Regions from separate parts of the Homo sapiens genome. Here all the other regions are linked to region 3. The links are chromatin contacts, found by Hi-C in ENCODE. All regions are on one chromosome and are shown on one strand. Each heading gives the region's core, a stretch centred on a gene start or an enhancer-like site at or near the end of the contact. The rest is flanking DNA. Distances are from core to core; before and after follow the strand shown.

Region 1 (4,062 bases), core at 1,420-3,919, 530 kb after region 3:
TTTTTAAAAAAAGAAAATTAAGGGTCATAGGTAAGTGATTTTTCAAATTTGTATATATTTTTTAAATTTGAGAGGGGGCTATAATAGATCGAGCAAAGGCAATGAGTTAATTCTTTAAAAGTGTGGCACCTCTACATCATTTTAATCACGAAATTATGGCAAATTATGCCAGGGAACTATGTGTTTATAAAATAATTATTAAACAACTGAGGGCTTAGAGGGGATAAACCCTCAAAAATATGCACTTTTAGGTTGGAAAATTTTTATTCAGGGCTCATGTCTTCTATTATGCCATCATCTAGTTGGTGGTAGATGAAGAAAAGGCGGTAACGGAACAAATACACATGAAAACAATAAGTTTTTCTTCCCCAAATGCCAGCTCTCCTACACGTCTCAGGCTTTTTCATATGAGCCAAGTATAAAAGTTCCAGATTCACAAACCATTAGGCTTCTTAACTTGTGCCTGCATGTCCTGAGTCAAAAATAAACAGACAAGGCTTTCACAAAAGCAGGTGGTGGATTCTAAGACTTTTTCTCCTTCCCACTCTGCTTTGCTTCTGATCTCTCACAGCTCTTTTTGCTTCTTTACAATGCTCCTTGGCTTCTACACATTAAATGTTCTATTTTAAAATAACTTCTGTTATCTAAGCACTCCACCCAACCAATTAACATGGGTTTTTAAGAGAAGTTGAGTGGCAAAGAGTGGAGATTAGGAGAAAATAGTTTATAGCTTCAAGATGGACTGGGCCAATCCTAGCCCAAATTTGAAACCAATAGAGTTTGTTTTCAGCCCCAACACTTTCTTTGCAGCACTGGCTTTCATTTTTTCCTTCCTGTGTTTGCTTCATGATCCCTTGTTCAAAACCCTATGGCAAAGGCTCTAATGAGGTGATAACTGTCAGAAAAGTAAGTGCTTAATGAATATAACATGGAATAATTGCTGAATGAATAAATTCATACTAATGTATAAAAGACTAAAAAGTGGTGAGACACCAGTCCCCATCCACACCCACCCAGAACATGTATATTGGATGAAGAATAAAGCTTTAGGATTAATAAATAAATCATCAGTTGAGGAACTTCAGGCATCATTATGACATCAAGTTAGGAGAGAGGAATGTTCTGAGTCTCTCATGGCTCCTGGTGTGCTGGCATCTCCCCCGGCATGTGGTACCACAGTTCAGGACAAGTTTCTCCACCTATTTAAACCTACGTCCCCTACAAGATTCCTCCCATCAATCATGAAGTGTATTAAGCAGCTACTAACACTTTGTCAAGCTTTAATTTTTGCCATGTGTATGATGAAGACAAAGATATAAAGACTGTGTCTTTTGAAAGTGAATCTCTGCTCTAAGAGAAACTTTTGGCCTGTCTCTTACACAGAGACTCAGACTTGGGAGTTCCAATGAACTCCAAACTGGTGGGATTCAGGAAAGGAAGGAAGAAGGGATAGTCCTGAGGTGTCTGATCCAGATCTAGTTAGAATAAAAAAGATGTCTGGGATAAGAGTAGCTCTTCTGAACCTACTGCAACTGAACTCATGCTTCAGGCAGCTTCCAACAGAACTTTAAAGTAGGGGGAAGTGGGATTAGCCTTCTTGATATAATGGAACTACCGAAAGTCTGAATCCAACCAGGGACCCTCATTCCAAAACCAAAGACAGTATTATGTGTTTAAGAGAGTTCATGACTCTCTTGAACAAAACCCAACTCCTGGAGCTCCAGAGTAAAGAGCCCTACCCTATAGCCTGCAGCAGTAGGATATATTGGAAAAAGAAAGAGCTCTGTAGATCATTCCTTGAATCCAGTCATTTACTAGCTAGTAATCATGGGAGAGTCACTTTACCTCCCTTTGCTTTAATGTCCTCAGGTGTAAAATGTAGTTAAAATACTTGGTCGAAAAGATTGTTGCAAGGACACCAGAGTGAATGGAAGCAAGAGAGAACACAGAGTGATAATAGTCAGTGGTTTTGGCACAGAATTCAGATCCTTACTCTGAATCTCACTATGTGTCTTTGGGAAATATACTTAAATTTTATGTTCTTCACTTAAAAGAGGAGGTTCATACGACCTCATAAGGTTGATATGAGTATTAAGTGGGAATGCTTAAAGCAGAAATGTTTAAAATAGCTCCCTGCACATAGTAAGCATTCGATAAGAGCTAGTTTCTTCCCTTCTACCTTAGAATCACAGTTCTGATTGCTGGGCCTCCCAATGAAGTGGCTGAACTATTTCTACCGGGTAAGACAGCCCAAAGTTTGTCAAATGATCTTCTTTTGGGCCTGCAATAATAATAATATTAATAATAACCTAAGAAGCTGTCAGAATGTATCAACACATCATTATCTGGATGAAACAATGAGCTTAGTTTTACATTTATGCTTTTTCAGACTACTGACTGAAAAATAGGTGACTGAAATTTCCTATTTGTTTGTCTGAAACAGAGGTACAAGGCCTGAAAGAACCTATCCAAATATCAGCTCTGGTTTTCCTCTTCTCCTGCCAGCGGTGTTCTAAAACCATAGAGGTAAGTGCAGTGCTGAGAACAGAAGACTATGCTGAAAAAAATCAACAGTAACACTCTCTATTAGAGGTGCATAGAAATGAAGAAACCACTTCCTATATTTCAAGTACAACCTTGACACCAATAAGCCAGGCCTTGGGTACCACAGTGTGGCAAAGCTAGGTATTACAGAGAGAACACTGATCCCTTATAAAGTAGAAGGAAGAGCTGGACATTGGCTATAGTGGAGAATTTTGTTTGGGGAACTTTGCTAGAGAAAAGCCATGGATTCTATTTACTGAATTAAATGCCACTGACCTACATCTGGCTTTGTTCACCATCTCCTCTGAGACTAAGCCCCTCAAAAGAGGAAGTGAGTCATAGGAGAGTAAGAAAGGATAGGAACAGTTGGTATTTCAGTGGGAGAGAAACTTGCTATTTAAACTATTTGATTAAATAATTATGTTGCTCAGGTAATAGAACAATTAATATGTAGCCACAACCTATATTTTTAACATAATTTAACTATTTAACAAAACAATAGGTAAAATCTAGGGGGATATTATGCTAGAATAAATGCTTATTTGATATTTAATTGAAAAAACATTCAACTCTGTATGGGATGTTATTCTCTATTCAACTTATCCCAAAAGCTGTCATCTCAATTCTACTTAATGTGAAAATTATACAGCTGCTAAGAGTTTTAAAAATCATGTCTATTTCAGCCTAAGCAAAACATTACATAAATATCCAGAGTTACTTGACACAAAATAGGTGGTTACTCACATTTACCACAGAATTTGAAATAGGAGTCTGTGAAACTTTAAGATCTCCCCTACATCAGCTGATCCCTTATCCTCCACTCAGGCACACAATTTATTACATAAAATGTGCCATATATATTTAAACATTAAAGAATTATTTGATATTTAAGACACATGGAGATGTGATTAAAACAAGGCTTATTTTAACCTTGAATCTACTGCTTATATATCCTTAAATTGACATAGGAATTCATTTTTTCTTTCTCTATAAAAGACAGTTTTCATTGTTCTCTGTTTATAAAAGAAATACATACTTATTATAAAATTTTAATTGTTACACATGTGAAAGTCCCCTATCATACTAAACTCTAGAAAGATACTTTTGTGAATTTTTGACTATTTCTAACTTAAAATAAGTTTTTTTTCCTTTACAAAAATTGGGTCAAGTTGTGTGCAGTGTTTGAAATACGCATTTTTCTTTTTTCTTTCCCTTAGTCATCATTTCAACGTTTGTTTCATTGCTGTAATAATACTATATTACATAGTCTGAATATATCAGAGCTTATTTCTCCAGTTTGCTGTTGATGATTGAAGTAGAGAGTCAAAGGAATTTTGGTGTTTACCTTCCACAGTGCTAAAATGAGCAGCATTAACAGCAACAATCCGGCAAAAGCACTCAGCAGGATGACCCATAATGGCACTCTGCCCGGTAGCCCATCTTTGGATATTTGAATAGCAAGCTGAAAATTATTAAACAAGATTGTTAACATAATAAACACCTATTAGAACTCCTGGA
Region 2 (4,043 bases), core at 1,043-3,542, 980 kb before region 3:
ATTTTTAAAGAGAATATTTTCTATCAGTGGCTCCTCATGGTAGGAATTTCACCTCCTGAATTTTCCCGGGAGGAGGATCTCATCTAGAGTAAGATCAAGGCCGAAAGAGAGGGTTTTTTTGTTTCTCACCACATTAGTTTCTTTTCACACTATTCTGCCAATCACTGGGAAAGAATGATAATCCAGACAAATGGTATCCCAGTTCTGATCATATTAGTAGATCTGGAATCTCAACGACTGCTATTAACTTTGTTATGCAGCCAAGCTGATCTGTGATATTCACTTGGTCAAACAAAATTTTTCATATCTGAGTTGGACACACAAACCTCCATGTATAGGCATAAACCTCAGATATGCATATAACTGCAAAATCTTTTCAATTTAATTAGACAGTAAACATTCTTCTCAGATTACATTTGTTTTCAAAATAACTTTTAGAACTGTTTGATTCGTTTTTCTATTGCTTCATGTCTTTTACATTTTAACTTGAGCTACAGTAAAACAACGTGGGGGAGTACTGGGATACTGTCAGCAATCTGCATTTGCCCTGGTGTTTTCCACACCCTGCATTCCATGTCTATTCTTAGCACTGTCCTTGGGCTGCTTGTCAGCTCACATTCAGTGCGGGGTAAAAGGCAGGCAGCCACTGCCTCTGAAGAAATACTTAATGTATACAGAATGAGATAGCAAACCTTTGGAATGTCCCAGAGCAGCTGTTGAAGGCACTAGTCCTTAACCTCTACCAATGTCTCCACCTTGAGCCAAGGCAGTAGTTTGGGAGAATATAATAAGCACCAATCATCAGATGTGCTGTGTAAACTCAGACACGCAGTGTAAGCTCAGGTGTTGAACTTCCATTGGCTGCCAGGCTATTTAAAGCTAAGGATTATGCAGAGATAGCAGATGTGTTACATTTTGCCATCTAAGTTTATGGAGCATCTAAAAAGCACAGATTAAAACTCACTGAATTCAGCAATCAAACTTTTAAAAGTGGTGTCCTTAAGCTTCATATTAATTTACAAGAGGATATGTAAATACATATCTCATGAACATTTTGTACGTGTCCATAGAACTTATACTATCTTTAAAAAGTCAAAACACTTCAGATAGGATTCAGTATATCTTTAAAAAGATGAATGAGGTACATATTTGAACTTTTTAAAAATAAGATTTATATCTGAAAATTCCCATTGACCTTTAAGGCAGTAACAACTATACTAAATCATAAATAGATATCAGACCCAATTTCCAAATACTGTATTTTAATTTTTGCACTCCATATTTATAAAACCTCATTTTAATTAAAATACATTAAAAAGAAAAGCTTATCGAGTGAAGGGAATCACAACTCTTTTTGGCAAAATAAAAGATTTTCATAAAATGGATAGGAATTCCTTAAATGGGTATAGCTCTTTTGCCATCAGTGATTACAAATGCAGCTGGCATTGTTGGAATAATAAGAAACAATTCGGAGTCCTCTCTAATATCCAAATACAGCCTTCTGTATTTTCAATGTTTCAGTTGTAAGAATAGTATCAGTTTGAGCCACACAAACATATTTACAAATTTTCCTTTCTGAGTAAGAATAATAAAGACAACCTCAACATACCAGGAACTGTGTATATATTTTTAATCTTCATAAAAATCATAGCAAATCATTTCAAATGTGGGTAATACAAACATTCTCGTAGTACCAGTGGCTGAACCATCATCTTCCCCATGTCATCTGAACAGGAACCGATACGATGTCACTTAGTCCCAACTGGATCCTTTACTTCCACCACCAAAATTCCATCATGACAGAGGACTGCAGACAAATCTTTGATTTCCACACCATCTGGTAGTTTGTACTGTCGGGTGAAGCTTCTTGAGATAAAACCGTGCTCATCCATTCTGGTTCCGTGTTGTGCTTTTATCAGCAGCCAGCCTTCGAAGGTCTGAATGATGATGTCTTCAGGGAGGAACTGGACCACGTCCAGCAGGATCTGAAAGTGGGATTTGCCTTCTCGGGGTGGCGTCTCTGCCGCTGAGTCCACTGGAGGAGACTGCGCTGCCCTGGTTTTCCTCAGGTCCACGATGGTTGGCCCAGGCAGTGCATATAAAGCATGATCCAGCCTGCAGTCTTCTAGACCTCGAGCTTCAAACTCTTCCTGGTAACGCACTGGAATCTCTATGAGGTGCCTCAAAATGATTTTTGCCATAGTGAAGGCAAAAACAGCCTTGAACAGCCTCCTTCTGCCAACCTTCCACTGCCTTCAGTCAGTGGCGAGCCCCTGCAGTTGCCTACTGACTGGATTACCAGTTGAAGCAGCTAGTGGTTTATAGCCGTGCCCAGACGCAATCACTTAATTAGGCCTGAATCATAGCACGGAATGCTCTCTTGTCTTTTCACACATGCTGACAATGAACGGCTATTTATAGGGCATGTTTCCCAGTGCATTTAGCACACAGCCTGCACAAGCTGCCCAGTCATGGATTGCCCTTACATTCTCAGTTATCCTTGGCAAATGTGTCTGCCTTGCTTACTTCAAGAAAGAGAGTGGGAATCGAAAATGGTATTTGAAAAATATCTGGGTGAGGCCAGGTGCGGTGGCTCATGCCTGTAATCCCAGCACTTCGGGAGGCTGAGGCGGGTGGATCGCCTGAGGTCAGGAGTTCAAGCCCAGCCTGAACAATGTGGTGAAACCCTGTCTGTACTAAAAACACAAAAATTAGCTGGGCATGGTGGCTTATGTCTGAAATCTTAGCTACTTGGGAGGTTGAGGTAGGAGAATCGCTTGAACCAGGAGGCAAAGGTTTCAGCGAGCCAAGACCATACCGTTGCACTCTAGCCTGGGCAATAGAGTGAGACTCCATCTCAACAAACAAACAAACAAACAAAAACCAAAAATATCTGGGTGGGTGCTTTCTCCCTGTGAACTTCAGTAATCTAAGGGAATAGGACTTCTTAGAACAGTCAGAGATGTTCACTCATAATATGAACTGGGATCACATTTTCCCTCGTCTCCAGATACAAAGCTGGGGAGGGCAGAATCTAGCTGTAATTCAGAAAGAATTAATACACACATATTCAAATCTCAGCCATTCAACAAACTGCCCTGTGTCCTATGCATTTCCTTTTATTTTATCTTTTAGTCTTTTGGGCTAAAAGACACATTATCTGGGTTTATTTACATCTGACTCATCAAAATTAGATCAGATGACTAAGCTAGAGAAGTGACAAACGTCAGATGGGGGCTGCAGGGGCATAGGATGGGGAATTTTAGTGATGAAAATAGAGCCACAAAGAAGAGAAAAATGTCAAAGCTTTGAATGATTTGATATGAACCTCCAAAAATCTAAGGATTAATCTTGTCACAGCTCTGCTACTGAGTTGGCAAAAATAAATTAAATATAATTTCCCCACTATATCACCCTTTATACTAAACTTACCCTGAAAAAGAATGAGGCAACTCCTTATCCACAGCTATGGAAGAATCTCCAAGATATGTTAAATCAAAAAGAAAAGTCCAGGGCAATATATGATATGCTAGTGTTTATACTTTTTTTTTTTTTGAGACAGAGTCTTGCTCTGTCACCCAAGCTGGAGTGGGTGACAGCCTCGAAGTCCTGGAATCAAGAAATCCCTCACTCTCAGCTTCCTGAGTAGCTGGGACTATAGAACCATGCCACCATGCCCAGTTAGTTTTTTTGATTGTTTTTTTAGAGATGGGGGTCTTGTTATGTTGCCCAGGCTGGTCTCTAACTCCTGGCCTGAAGAGATCCTTCCACCTCATCCTCCCAAAGTGCTGGAATTACAGACGTGAGCCACTGCACCAGGCCTTATTTATACTTTTTTAAAAAGTATGTATTTGCTTATATTAATAAAATCTCTCTGAAAGCTTTGTAGCTGAAGACAGTGGGTGCCTCCTGAGAGTGATTGGCAGGTGGGGGCTGGAAGGAGACCTAATTTTTTACTGTAAATACTTCTGTGCTATTTATTTACTTACTATTTTTATTATTATTTTTGCCACCATCTTCTTTGTGATAGTGTGTGCTTTTTA
Region 3 (3,675 bases), core at 337-2,836:
CAGATCAAGCAAAAGGCACTTCTGAAAAATGAAAGCAAAAAAGCAACCCGGCCCAGCCCGGAGCTACCCCGCGCGGCCTCCAGGCGCAGCCAGCCCGACGGGCCCGTTTTGCAATCCGCCAGACCGGAGCACGCCCGCGGCCACCGCGATCTTTCGAAATCTCCGAGGGCTGCTTTCCTCCGCGCCCACGTCCGGGCACCAGGCAGAGCCTCTCCTCTAAAGGCGGGCAACCCAGCGCAGTGCCATGCAGACGGCGAGGGGCAGTGCCCAGGAGGGCAGTTTACAACATACTTAAAATGTTAACGCTGAAGCAGGGAAAGTAATGCCTTAAGGTGGGGGGAGGGGGGAGTCTTCCTACCATTTCACGGTTATAAGTACCTATCTCATACCTAGCAAGAAATATTTGCAAGTGATTTCTCCCTCTTCCCCCTTTTTAATGTTCGGATTTGGGTCGAGAAGACTTCTCATGAATCACCAATATGACTTTAACAATCATTGGATCGCAAGCTGCTATTATTATTTTAAACATTCTGCCCAAAGACTAATTGAAATAAACAAATCTATTTTTAAAAGGCAAGCTTCAGAAATTTGCTCTTAACCCATTTCAGAATTTAAGTCAGTTATGGGCTGCTCACTGTTTTACAGAAAGCTAAGGGTCAGAAAGAAGAATGAGGCAGAGGGGAAAAAAACTGTAAAGTGCTCAAAGCACTTTGGGGTAATAATTTGGCTTTTTTTTTTTTTTTTTTTTTTTTGCGAGAATGGGGGATGGGGTTGGAAGAAGCATCCACTAGGCAGAAAGCTACTTCCCTTGAAAATCTTCAGCACCCACATTTCCAAGTTTGGGCAAAGTTTCTGAAACCACGTCCCCCAGCCACCAAATAAAATTCAGTATCTCTCCCCCAAACCCCCAGGTTTTCTTTTCTTTCTTTCCTTTTTTTTTTTTAAGTATCCAAAAGATGTGGGAGGGAGAGAGATGAGACTGCAAATGGGTCGACTGAAATCTCCAGGCTACTACTGATACTTGTTCCCTTCTTCAGAGCCAAACAGAGGAGATCACATCTAAAGTTATCATGGCCAGAACTTGGAGCATTTAACCCTAACTACTAAGACCCCAGCTCGCTCCCTTTCCTTTTTCAAGATAACCGAGCTCCAAACTCAGTTCCCAGTCCTAAAGTGTCATTGCCTACAATTTTCCCACTCCTCTCCATCCCGGAGTCCCCAAGTTGGTTCAACATCTTCCGAGAGCAGCGTTGCTCAGAACAGACCAAGTGGAGACCACAGAAAAGTCGACCCCCCTGTCCTCAGCCAAGCCTCCCCAGCGCATCCCCACTCGCTTACCCTGGGCACTGCGGTCCTCCATGAACTGGCAGAGCAGCAGCAGCAGGAGGCAAAGCCCACCCGGCTGGTGCCTCGCGCGGACCATCCTGGGGGCAGGCGCGGGGCGAGGAGCGCAGCGGCGCGGGGAGCCGGCGCGGCGGCGGGTGGCTCGGGCGAGCGGCGCGCGTCGCAGAGGCCAGCGGCGGAGGGCGCAGCGATCCCGGCGCAGCCCCGCGCTCGCCGCCGGCCGCCCGCGCGATTCAATGGACGTCAGAAGCCGGGCGCAGCCGCGCTTTAAATCTAGACGGGGGTCTCCGCGGTTTGCGGTGGGCGGTCTCCCAGTGTGTGGGGCTGTGGGAGGGCGGCCGCGAGCGAGGGTGTGCGCGGCTCCTTGGGGGTGGGGAGCTTTCAAAAGTTCAGTGTGAATCAGGTGACATTTCCCACCTTCTGGAAACCCTTCCCAATTATCTTTCGGAGGTGCCCGAAATCAAAACGGCTGGAAGGGAATCGTCGAGTTCTTATTTGCGTAGGAGCGAGAGGGAGGGGGAAGGCGACCGGGGCGGGGGTTGGGGGCTACGCGTCGGGGGTGGGGAGTGGGGAAGAACACCCACTTCAAGTCCTGCTCGCCGCCGCTCGCCGGCAGCGCCGGCGCGCCCGGGGTGGCGGGTGTGTGTGTGAGTGTGTGTGTGAGTGTGTGTGCGCGCGCGCGCGAGTGTGAGAGGGAGGGCGCGGTGGGGGCGCTGGAGGCGGTGGCGGGGGGAACCCGGGAGTTTGTCTCCGTGCTGCCTCTCCTCCGCTCCAAAGAGACTTTTGCAAACGGCCGAAGAGCCCCGGGCTGCCCAAATATCCCGCCCCGGGTCGGGTCGGAGCGCGCCGGCCTCGCGGCGGTTCCGGGCACCCGCAGCCTGGGCGCGGGACCCGCGAGGTTTTGTGTCTGGGTCTGTGAGTGCCTGACTTTGCAGCCACCCCCAGCCCAGAGGTGTTGCTAGGAACCCCGGCCCCGGCACCTTCCACCCTGGCAGAGCGCTACCGAGACGCGGCCCTTCGTCTGGACTAGTCGGAAGCAAACAAAAATGTTTAACACCTCAGGCCCGGTCTCCCCGCGGCACAGCCTCGCCCTCTCCCTTTCTTTTCTCCCCTTTCACTTCGCGGCGTCTGGAGTCGGAGCCCGGAGCGGGGGCGCCGACGTAGGCGGTCTGGCCCCCCCTTCCTCTCCCGCCTGGAGACTCCCCAGTTTCTGTCCTGTGTGCCTCTGTCTGTCTCTCAGTCTCCTCGGCTCCAATCTCTCTCTCTTTCTGTCTCGTCTTCTCTCTTTTCGCGGAATAAAAAAGATTGCAACATCCATAATGAACTTCTGTAGCCTCAGTTTATTAAGTACAGTGCCTGGCATTCTTCGCTGAAAGTTGGCGGGTCTCTCATTTATAACATTTTTGGCACCGCTGAATGAAACTGAGGAGGCGATATTTCCTTTTATATAAAACGATTACTTCACGGAAAATGCTATATTGTTTATTCCAAAGCTGCCTTTTAAATTTGTTCTTTTCGCATCTGAAGCCCGAAGGACAACAGATAGCGAAGTATGCAGACAAAATTCTTGGACATTCGCAGGTCACTGGGATTTGTTCTACGAATTTCAAATCTGCCCTTCTTCCCCCCCTGCAACTGCCCTCCCCCCGCCAGACCCTCCCCCAGTCCTCCTCTAGCCCTCCCACCCCCCATCTTCCGTCAACCTTCCCCCCTCCACAACTGCAAATAACTCAGTGATAACAGATTTTTTTCCACCAACTGCAGGAGATAGTGCTAATCTTTTAATAAAAGATCCCATTACAATGGGATCTGTCTGGACAGACTATAATAGATCCCGAAATACAGCCGTGCTAATATTAGAAGACAGTTGTTTGGGTGCCTCTCAGACGGGCCCAAGCCCCCCTTTGAAAGTGGGCATGAATCACAAAGCCCCGCGGCCGCCGCACCTGCACCGCGCGCATTCGGTGCAGCAGGCTGGTAAAAGCGGGTGACCTCGCCGCCGCTTTTCGCTTTATAATTACCGTCATGAGGACGGGAGGGGAGGGGCTCGGGCGGCCCGGGGGAGACTGGATTTTGCTCACTTCAGACGGCTGTGGGGGCTCCACATCCTTCTTAATCTTTCCAGAATCATTCTGTCTGTTTCTGTCTCGCTGTCTCTCTCCCCTTCTCCCTTTCCCTCCAGTCCTCCAACTCATTCCCTCTGCTCTCTTTCCCCTACTCCTTCCCCTCTTCTCTCCTTCCCTCCCTCTACCCAGACTCTACCCGTACTCTCCCTCCCTTTTCTCCCTCTCTTTCTTTTCCAGTCTCCTTTTCTCTCTTCCCTCCAACTCA

Evidence for each region. A loop is a pair of places that touch in the nucleus more often than their neighbours do. Pooled maps may share reads with other maps.
Region 1: a loop to region 3 is called in a map of naive thymus-derived CD4-positive, alpha-beta T cell, with 7 times the contacts of the local background. The contact joins the enhancer-like site here to the promoter of FST in region 3. A Hi-C loop is called at or near these places in 3 of 168 maps with a recorded cell type or tissue (CD4-positive, alpha-beta memory T cell and naive thymus-derived CD4-positive, alpha-beta T cell), 3 of 37 single-sample maps with no recorded cell type and 12 of 50 pooled maps.
Region 2: a map of psoas muscle shows a loop between it and region 3 (2.7-fold over the local background). The contact joins the promoter of HSPB3 here to the promoter of FST in region 3. A Hi-C loop is called at or near these places in 1 of 168 maps with a recorded cell type or tissue (psoas muscle), 1 of 37 single-sample maps with no recorded cell type and 2 of 50 pooled maps.

What each region holds. Positions count from the first base shown.
Region 1 is chr5:52,947,289-52,951,350 of GRCh38, reverse strand. It overlaps ITGA1 (integrin subunit alpha 1), which reads right to left. Exons shown (of 29, transcript NM_181501.2): 28 at 3,890-4,006. It overlaps ITGA2-AS1 (ITGA2 antisense RNA 1), which reads left to right. Exons shown (of 4, transcript NR_186583.1): 3 at 2,444-2,526. Among named protein-coding and RNA genes, the nearest start is that of ITGA2, 40 kb to the left of the region's middle. Within about 2 kb of position 2,669, at least 6 of the 41 ENCODE cell types and tissues checked have a DNase peak (open chromatin) inside an H3K27ac peak, as active enhancers do.
Region 2 is chr5:54,453,948-54,457,990 of GRCh38, reverse strand. It overlaps HSPB3 (heat shock protein family B (small) member 3), which reads right to left and starts at 2,292. Exons shown (of 1, transcript NM_006308.3): 1 at 1,614-2,292. The coding sequence starts at 2,201. The coding sequence ends at 1,749.
Region 3 is chr5:53,478,540-53,482,214 of GRCh38, reverse strand. FST (follistatin) reads right to left here and starts at 1,586. Exons shown (of 6, transcript NM_013409.3): 1 at 1,339-1,586. The coding sequence starts at 1,423. RefSeq lists an enhancer at 284-353.